Regions from separate parts of the Homo sapiens genome. Here region 1 is linked to region 2. Evidence: chromatin contacts called from ENCODE Hi-C or POLR2A ChIA-PET data. All regions are on one chromosome and are shown on one strand. The core of a region is the stretch at or near the end of the contact, and the rest is flanking DNA. Distances in the headings are between cores, read along the strand shown.

Region 1 (4,921 bases), core at 2,055-4,554, 73 kb after region 2:
CCCTACTAAAAATACAAAAATTATTCGGGCGTGGTGGCACGCACCTGTAATCCCAGCTTATTGGGAGGCTGAGGCAGGAGAATCGCTTGAACCCTGGAGGCAGAGGTTGCAGTGAGCCGAGATCACGCCATTGTACTCCAGTCTGGGTGACAAGAGCAAAACTCCATCTCAAAAAAAAAAAAAAAAAAAAAGATATCTCAGCTACTGAAGCTCTGTCTAAATATGGCTGACCTCCCCTTTCTGAGAGCCCACTGGAGAAGGGACAGAGGAGGCAGGCACTCCCAGGAGACACTCTCCAAGTCACATGGTGACATTGTACTTTGGTCCTAAATGGCATGATGGGTCAAATCTAAAGGATAGATTTCACGCTCAATTTCTACCAGGTTGTTAAGTCATCCTCAGCCCCAACGTCCCTCCTTTTAAGCTGAGAATCACCCTGATTATAGCCCATTTTTTTCCAGGGCGCCTATCCCCCAGATTGATGCCTTGTATAGTCCAAAACCAAGGGTCCTAGGATCTCATTTGCTGCTCTCTCTTCTTCCATCCACTTCCAGGGCCATTCACACACCTGGCTTTCCAGATCTGTCCTAGATCGCACCTGTGTTTGACTTGCTTTAAAGGTACATTATGTATAGAACCACCTGGCTTCCTGGCTTGGAAAGGCATCTGTAGCCTGGCCAGTTGCCCCAGCCCTCATGACAACAACTTCCTCCTTGTGTCAGCCAGTACCTTATGTTGCAGATGCTAACATGTCTCCCAGCTGAACCCTTTCAAGTCATGAAGGAGAGCTCTAAACCATGAGCAGTTTTCCTTCCTTCTTTCCTTTATTTCTTTCTCCTTCCTTCCTTCCTGCCTTCCTGCCTTCCTTCTCTCTCTCTCTCTCACTCCTTCCTTCCTTCCTTCCTACCTTCCTTTTTTTTGAGACGGAGTCACGCTCAAGTGCAGTTGCGTGATCTCGGCTCACTGCAACCTTCACCTCCCGGGTTCAAGTCATTCTCCTGCATCAGCCTCCTGAGTAGCTCGTGTCTTTCTCCCTCCCTTCCTTCTCTTTCTCTTTCTCTTTCTTTCTCTTTCCTTCCTTCTCTCTCTCTTTCTCTTTCTTTCCCTTTCTCCCTTCCCCTTCCCCTTCCCCTTCCCTTCCCTTCCCTCCCCTCCCCTCCCCTCCCCTCCCCTCCCCTCCCCTTCCCTTCCCTTCCCTTCCCTTCCTTTCCCTTCCCTTCCCCTTTCTTACAGGGTCTTGCTCTGTTGCTCAGGCTAGAGCATAGTGGCACCATTATGGCTCACTGCAGCCTTCACTTCCTGGGCTGAAGCAATTCTCTCACCTCAGCATCCCAAGTAGTGAGAACTATAAGCACATGTCACCACACCTGGCTCCTTTTAAAAATTACTTTTTAGCCGGGTGCGGTGACTCAGACCTGTAATCCCAGTAATTTGGGAGGCTGAGGCGGGTGGATCACGACGTCAAGAGCTCAAGACCATCCTGGCCAACATGGTGAAACCCCGTCTCTACTAAATATACAAAAATCAGCTGGGCGTGGTAGCGCGTGCCTGTAGTCCCAGCTACTCGGGAGGCTGAGGCAGAGAATCGCTTAAACCCAGGAGGCAGAGGTTGCAGTGAGCCGAGATTGCGCCACTGCACTCCAGCCTGGGTGACAGAGTAAGACTCTGTCTCAAAAAAAAAAAAAATTACCTTTTGTAGAGATGGGGTCTCACTGTGTTGCCTAGGCTGGTCTCAAACTCCTGGGCTCAAGCGGTCTTCCTGCCTCGGCCTCCCAAAATGTTGGGATTACAGGCATGAGCCACCGTGCCTGGCCTGGAGCAGGTTTTCTAGCAATTCCTCTGTTCCCTTCTATTCCTCCCTTTCTCACTCCTTCCACTCCAGTACTTCTAGCCACCTTTCTGCCTCTCTTTCTCCCCTCTTTGATTCTTTCTTTCCCTTCAACCTCTGGCTCAAGTTGGCCAAGTTTCCAAGTCAGGGAAGAAATTACTTGCAGAGGTGGTAGGTCTGAAGGACTGCAGCTACCGCAAACCTCAAATGGAATCCACTGCAGCCCTCTCCTGTGCCTTCCTACTTTGGGCCTCTAAGTCATTCCTGCATTTCTCAGCACTTTCTACTTAGGGCTGTCATGATCACTAATTCTGAACAAAGTTTTTTTTGTATTCTACATCTGGCCCTTCACCCTTTCTGCAAGGAAAAACTGTCCAAGTCTTTCTGGAAACGTAGCTAAGATACTTGAAATAAAAATGCTCCAATTCATTCATTTGAGCCAATTTTTTTTAATAGGAATGTGGTGACATAAGACATAATATTAACACATGCCAATGATATTGATGTTAGCTGAGATTACTAGTTTACAATAATGCTATATATTAACACTATTGACAGCACAAAGTGTTACTATCTTAATTTTATGAGTTCTATTATCATGTAATCAGTGCATAGCCTAAAAATTATACGGAGAACATTGGTTTGGAGAGAATAAATCAGAAAGGCAGAGACGCTGTAAAGAGGAAATCTAGTTAGGGGCTACTGGAAAAGCATAGACACTAGATGATGAAGGTATGAACCAAGCTTTATAATTTGGCATTTGGAATAATTCCAATGTCAACAAAAGCTGTAAGATACTTTGGTAAGGGGGCCGGGCGCGGTGGCTCACGCCTGTAATCCCAGCGTTTTGGGAGGCTGAGGTGGGTGGATCACGAGGTCAGGAAATCGAAACCATCCTGGCTATCACAGCGAAACCCCGTCTCTACTAAAAATACAAAAAATTAGGCGGGTGTGGTGGCACACACCTGTAGTCCCAGCTACTCAGGAGGCTGAGGCAGGCAGGAGAATCGCTTGAACCAGGCAGGTGGAGGTTGCAGTGAGCCAAGATCGTGCCACTGCACTCCAGCCTGGGTGACAGAGAGAGACTCTGTCTCAAAAAAAAAAAAAAAGATACTTTGGTATTCATAACCAAATCACTAAGTATTGCACCTGGTCTTGGTGCACACAGATTCCCTGGTCTTGGAAGCACACAATCCTAATTTCCCCAGCCTACATTCTCTCATTAAGGCACGTTATTTTGTTTTGGATCTCAGCACACAGCTGCCAAATAGAATGCTTTTCCCCTAGTGTCCGCCCAATTTCCTGCCTGCCTGGAGCCCGGAAGGTGCATCTGGGCAGAGCCAATGCAGGACACTTGGCTGGGACCTCTCTGGTCACAGGCTGTCACAGGGAGTGGTCACTTGCCATGAGTAGTATTCAAAACCAGCAACCAGGGTGTGGTCTGAGCTCCTTTAAGCTCCAGGGTTTGGGAGCTCCTGGTGAATCCCCAGAGAAGAGTCCAGAAAGAAGAATGGAAGGAGGGTGGCCTGCAAGGCAGAGTGCCCTCCTCTGCCTCACTGTCAGTCTTCTGCTTCAAGGTAAGATGGGACGAGAACAGGGAAGACCAGAGTGTGGTTCCGAGGGACACCTGGACTCACCTCTAGCACTTGGAGGGCATTCAGAATTAATGTGTTAAATATTTCTTCCATAATGTCTGTGTCCTGATTTCCTTTTGGTGACAGATAGAAAGACAGTTCACTGATGAGTGCACACAGACTTTCTCTGTTCCTGCCTGCACAGGGATCTATCAAACTGTCTCATTTCACCACTTCTCCAATTCCACCTTTTCACTGACTTCTGATGCTCCACTACCACACCCTTCTTCCCCCTCTCCTTGTCTCTGTTTCTCCTGACATGATATCTATGAGAAGAGTAGCCACTGATTTTAAACATGCCCTGAGGGAGGGGACAATCTGAGGTGGAAATGAGCAGATATTTTGCTTCCATGAGGTAATATTTGTTCCCAATCTGGACACATACCTTAAATATTATGGAAAGAGATGGAGATAGAGAGAAGGAGGCAGAGAAAAGGACCATATAATGATGGCGATGGAGCAAAGATGCCACTCAGGTACTACCCAGATGACTCCCTGGCCATGGCCGAGAGACAATATCTGCACCGGCCTCACTTTGTGGTTTTGTTGTTGTTGTTGTTTGTTTTTTGACATGAAGTGTCGCTCTGTCGCCCAGGCTGGAGTGCAGTGGCACGATCTTGGCTCACTGCAACCTCCGCCTCTCGGGTTTGAGCGATTCTCCTGCCTCAGCTTCCTGAGTAGTTGGGATTACAGGCGAGCGCCACTATGCCCAGCTAATTTTTGTATTTTTAGTAGAGATGGGGTTTCACCATGTCGGCCAGGATGGTCTCGATCTCTCGACCTTGTGATCCGCCCACCTCGGCCTCCCAAAGTGCTGGGATTACAGGCGTGAGTCACCGCGCCCGGCACACCGGCCTCACTTTGTGACTGAACAAATGCTGTATGCTCAGTGATGTCACCTCATGATCCCGATGCTAGAAATAACCCACGAGACAACTGAGGTCACTAAATCTGAGAAGAGCAAAATAAATGCATAGCACCAAGGTAAGCACCCAGTCAGATACCTACCGTGTTTCTCATATCTACCTGGTGAGTGCAGTTGTGTAAAATGTCTCTTATCCTCTTGATAAATCAGTTCTTGCCTTCAGTAGACTTAAGATCCTAAGAGTTAGAGAGAGAAATACATTAGCATCGATTTTTAGGTGACTTGGACCACAAGTTTTGGGCAGTTCTACTGCTAGGTGAGCCAAGAGTCTTGTGATGGGTACATTAAAGGACTCCTGGAAGTAGCTGCCATTGCACTTAGGCCAAGTTTTCATACAGATTTGGGCAAACTTTGCATGAGGATGAAGCAATGGGAATGAGAATAGAGCCCTGACCTCAGCTCACCACATCCACTTCCACCATTTGCCTACCAGCCCAGCCCATCCTCCCCAACCATGGCCTTGGGGAGTCTTGGCATGGGAAGGAGGGGCTCACCTGCTCCTCTCAGTACGTCCCCTATTTTATCTCTCTGCAG
Region 2 (5,279 bases), core at 1,388-3,887:
TGCACCACTATGCCCAGCTAATTTTTGTATTTTTAGTAGAGACAGGGTTTCACCATGTTGGCCAGGCTGGTCTCAAACTTCTGACCTCAAGTGATCCGCCCGCCTCGGCCTCCCAAAGTGCTGGGATTACAGGCGTGAGCCACCATGCCTGGCCACATTTTTTTTTAAGTAGAGTTTTTGAGACCTTCAATTAAAATTGTCAGTAAATATGAACCACAGGATGATCTGTAATTTCAGAATTAAACTCAAACTTATGTTGACTAAAAACAACTCATACACTATTTGTGCATAAGGGCTGGCTCCCCACTCTTCTGCTTCTCAGCTTAATCCCATGAATGAAAAAATACCTACTAATTCTTGGGGGAACCTCCAGGTCCAGTAAGGAGAGGACCACAGCATCATCTCCATATGTGGTATTTTTTTTTTGTTTGTTTGTTTGTTTTGTTTTGAGATGGAGTCTTGCTCTGTCCCCCAGGCTGGAGTGCAATGGCATGATCTTGGCTCACTGTAACCTCCACCACCTGGGTTCAAGTGATTTTCCTGCCTCAGCCTCCAGCAAATGTGGTATTTCTAAAATGTTCCCCATCCCTGAGGGTTCCCTGACCTGTGCTGCTGTCAGATCGAAGCCCAGGGTCATATGAACAGAGAAGGTCACCACGCTGGCAATCACCACCACAATGGGAGCCACACCCACAGTGATGCTCTGGAAGTACCCAGCTTTTTCCAATATCCGACGCTCCTCCTCGCGGATTTCTATGAATAAAAAGCAAGCCAATTTCAAAGCAAGTTAAAAGAAGCCTAGGGATGTTGTTCCTCCACCTCCAAACAAGACTCTGTAGGTCTCCAGCCACCCTTCAACACCTATGACTATCAACTCTACCACTAAAGCTGGTATAAAAGGCTGAGGTTTGAAATGGATCAAGTGACAGGAATGAATCTAACAGAAAGCAGTCACTATGTATGAACTCAATCATCATCTTCTATGATACCTTTTTCTGATTCTTCTTGTAAATTTCTTAGGTTGAGAAGGAATGAACACATTAATTGTATCTATAATTGGCAGTTGTGTTTGCTTACCTGGTTGTTGTTGACTTTTTGCCTAAGGAATTAATAGGAAAGACAACACAATGGCACTGGAGAATTAAAAAGGGAGGGACTAAGAGGCCAGGTGCGGTGGCTCATGCCTATAATCCCAGTACTTTGGGAGGCCCAAAGCAGGGGGAATCACCTGAGGTCAGGTGTTCGAGACCAGCCTGGCCAACACGGCAAAACCCCGTCCCTGCTAAAAATACAAAAATTAGCCGGGTGTGGTAGTACACGCCTATGATCCCAGCTACTTGGGAGGCTGAGGCCGGAGAATTGCCTGAACCTGGGAGGTGGAAGTTGCAGTGCACCGAGATTGCACCGCTGTATTCCAGACTGGGTGACAAAGCCAGGCCTTATCTCAAAAAAAAAAAAAAAAGGGGCAGTGGGGAGGGAACTAACATTTCCCAGAGTGCCTGCTGTATGTTGGCAGTGGGATAGAAGCTTCCATATAAAAATGCAGTAATGACAACCGGAAGAAGATAGGTGAAATACAATTTCTATAGGCAGAATGATTTTTCTTAAATATTTGCAAAATCAACCCCCATATTAGCAAAGCAACCATAGTGTACTGAAGACCGTGGAGCAGGAAGCAGAACAATAAGATACTTTTTTTTCAGACGAGGTCTCGCTCTGTTGCTCAGGCTGGAGTGCAGTGGCACAATCACGGCTCACCGCAGCCTCAACCTCCATGGCTCAAGTGATCCTCCCATCTTAGCCTCCCAAGTAGCTGGGACCACAGATGTGCACTACCATGCCCAGTTATGTTTTATTTTTTGTAGAGAGGAGGTCTCAGTACGTTGTCCAGGCTGGTCTTGAACTCCTGGGCTCTAGTGATCCTGTCTCTCCTTCCAAAGCGTGGAGACTAAAGGCATGAGCCACCTCGCCCGGCCAATACTTTTTTTTTTTTTAAGACGGGAGTCTCACTCTGTTGCCGAGGCTGGAGTGCAGTGGTGTGATCTCAGCTCACTGCAACCTCTGCCTCCTGGGTTCAAGTGATCCTCCTGCCTCGGCCTCTTGAGTAGCTAGGATTACAGGCTGTGCCACCACGCCTAGCTAATTTTTGTATTTTTAGTAGAGACGGGGTTTTGCCATTTTGGCCAGGCTGCTCTTGAACTCCTGACCTTAGGTGATCTACTCGCCTAGGCCTCCCAAAGTGCTGGGATTACAGGCATGTACCACTGTACCTGGCAAATACTTAATTCTTCTAAGAGGGTATACACTGACCTTAAAGGTATTACCACTGCCTAAGGCATTGGGAACTATCTTCACAGCTAGCTTGTAAGTCACATAAAAACACTGAACTCCTTACTTGAACATGTATTATACACCTTGGCCATGTCTATAATGAGTAAGAACACTCTTTTCAAATTAATACATACAGGTAAAGATAACCAGTCAGGGGCTGATGGATGAGGGAAATTTCAGAAAAAAGATCATAAAACTACAGAATCAGAGAGCCAGAAGGGACCAGTGGCAGCCATCCTGCCATCAACCTGCTGGCAGATGTCCATTCAGAATCCATTTGTTCCACTCTAGTAGAAACAAACTCACTGCTTAACAAGGCAGCCCCGTCCACTGCTGGGCACCTCTTGAGTGCTCATCTCCTCTGGATGCTTCTTAGCTTAACAGCCCTCATAAATCAAATGTAGATTCCAGAATTGGACATCATGTTCCTGAAGGTTACTCAATGAAAGGAAAACAACAGCTGCCTTGCTCTGAACACTGTTTTGTTTTTTTTTTTTTTTTTTGAGACAGTCTCGCTGCGACACCCAGGCTGGAGTGTAATGGTGTGATCTCAGCTCACTGCAACCTCCGCCTCTTGGGTTCAAGCGATTCTCCTGTCTCTGCCTCACGAATAGCTGGGATTACAGGCATGCACCACCACACCCAGCTTATTTTTGTATTTTTAGTACAGACGGGGTTTCACTATATTGGCCAGGCTGGTCTTGAACTCCTGAACTCAGGTGATCCACGTAACTCAGCCTCCCAAACTGCTGGGATTACAGGCGTGAGCCACTGGCGCCTGGCCTGAACACTGTATTTCTACTCCAACTATAATGCATTGACTGTTTCACAGCACTGGACTCAGCTCCTGATGAGGTTATGGTCCACCAACAGCCTCATCTCTTTTATTTAAATTAAGTATCTATGTGTTTGTTTTTAATTATCTACTACTTAAATTTCACCTGTTTCAAGGCACACTGGTTCAATTTGTGTTGAGATCTTTCTGAATGCCCCATCTGTGCCATTTCTCCTAGCTTTGTGGGCACTTACACGTTTGACAGAGCTAGGACCAGCATCCAGCCATCCTGACTCCCAGTTTACCTCAAGGGCCACAAACTATTTCCCGTGAAACCACAGAGTAGAGTGGGCAAAGGTGATGCTCTCAGTAGTAATTTGATATTGTCTTCTGTGAAAGCCTCATGACCAGGCTGGAAAATCATGGGCAGGATGAGAATATACACAGGGGGCTTCGAAACTGGATTATTCCTAACTAGCTGTGTTTTAACTGGGAAAAATCAACATTTTCCCAGGTCTCAATTTCCTCATCAGTGAGATGAGGTTATGGGTTCAAACCTCTAAGATCCCTTTTGAACACAAAGATTCTATGATATTATGTCCTACGATACTAGACACTAGTCCTAGTACGTAATGTGCTCAGAAAGCAAAGTGTGTGAATTATAAGACCCAAAGAATCCAAGGTCCTTCTACCACATGCACATACAAAATCTTTAAACTCACTTTGAACACTCTGAGAAAATGCTTTGACCCAGGCATACATTTTGATAAATTTAATGTAAGTAAGAACTTCATTCATCTTCTGGACACGTTCATCCGTGGCGGCCACGCATTTTCTCCTGAAATATGCTGTGAGCCGTGATGCAAACATCTGAAAGGAAAAGCGATGCCACGCCAAATTAAAGCTCATTCAAACTTGAGAACTACCTAATCTGCTTAAGGTCATTCTCAATAAAATGAGCATATAATCCTGCTTGCTAGGATGGGCCAAATGTTATGTAATCGTACTGTCTTTAATAAAAGTGACCTATTGAATTGTAATAAAACATTACTGAATTCTTATCTCTTTATAAGGCAATGAAGACAAGAAAGTATTTATTCTCAATAGTGACCACAGAGACTGAGTGCTTCCAAAGGGGAGGCAGGAGGGCCCTATCACTTAGCACCAACTCCAACGCAGTGACTCAAACACTCCTATGTCAAGTGGGACAGGGTTCACCAGCTGACCTTCTCATTCAGACTCTCTTTCATGCAAGTGACACCTTACCTCCTCTCAAGTCAAAATTCTGTCCCTATAGAGCAAGCACTATCGAGCTCTAGATTGAACCTGCTTTGAGGAAATTTCCAATCAGAGCTGTGAGACCTCAGCAATGCCTACTATAACCCAATGGAAGTAACTCATCTCCTAAGGAGAAGCTGCCAGGATTCAGCTGGGAGGCTTACTCACCATTGCTGGGTAAAAGAGGATAAAAACAGCTGATCCCAGGAAGCCTGTTGGTCCCAGAATAATTACATTATAAATCATGCCTAAGATGGCAACAACGGGTCCTCCAGCCAGCAGGCTGCCAACGGCTGCTGCCTCAAACATTCTCTGCCCATCGTTGGAGCAAATGTTGATGAGCTATAAGATACAAAGAGTAGTGAGGGGACCCTGCAAGGACACGGTTCATTTGTCTCAGGAGGAAGATAAAGGATAAGGCAGGGCCCTAGAGGAATGAACCTCAAGCTAGGAAGTTGCTCTCTGCTGTGAAGCAAACACCCCTCACTCACCTCACCCAGGGATTTCTCTTTAATGTTCTTTAACTTAAGGATCTTCTTAAATGCCATGGTTAGGATGGCCCCCCGCAAGCGGACACCGGTTCGGTAATTCAATGCCCAAGTCAGTGCAAGCGACCAAGACCGCACGATTTCCGTCAGGAGGAGGCCCAGCACTAACAACAAGCTGTACTGCAGGTTAGACTCTGTTGCCTGGGTATACTCCAAGAGGTGTTTCACCATGAAGGCCTACAGGGAGAGACACACACCACTGTCAACATCTCCACGGCACTCACACACAATGCCATAGTTTTATGTTAAGTTAGAAAGAGTAGGCAGCTCCACTCAGGGACCAGTGCGCAAGCAAAGCAAAACTTTGGAAGACCCAATTATTACAAGCTGCCTGCAGTAACTTACTC

What was found. A loop is a pair of places that touch in the nucleus more often than their neighbours do. ChIA-PET counts read pairs that join two places held with the same protein, here RNA polymerase II (POLR2A).
Region 1: a loop to region 2 is called in a map of endothelial cell of hepatic sinusoid, with 4 times the contacts of the local background. The contact joins the promoter of HTR3C here to the enhancer-like site in region 2. A Hi-C loop is called at or near these places in 1 of 168 maps with a recorded cell type or tissue (endothelial cell of hepatic sinusoid). POLR2A ChIA-PET finds 5 or more read pairs at or near these places in 1 of 52 experiments (Panc1).

The regions. Positions count from the first base shown.
Region 1 is chr3:184,049,743-184,054,663 of GRCh38, forward strand. It overlaps HTR3C (5-hydroxytryptamine receptor 3C), which reads left to right and starts at 3,305. Exons shown (of 9, transcript NM_130770.3): 1 at 3,305-3,405. The coding sequence starts at 3,339. RefSeq lists an enhancer at 3,860-4,921.
Region 2 is chr3:183,977,899-183,983,177 of GRCh38, forward strand. ABCC5 (ATP binding cassette subfamily C member 5) reads right to left here. Exons shown (of 30, transcript NM_005688.4): 6 at 4,876-5,109; 7 at 4,553-4,726; 8 at 3,829-3,976; 9 at 605-753. Among named protein-coding and RNA genes, the nearest start is that of ABCC5-AS1, 26 kb to the right of the region's middle. Within about 2 kb of position 2,638, at least 4 of the 41 ENCODE cell types and tissues checked have a DNase peak (open chromatin) inside an H3K27ac peak, as active enhancers do.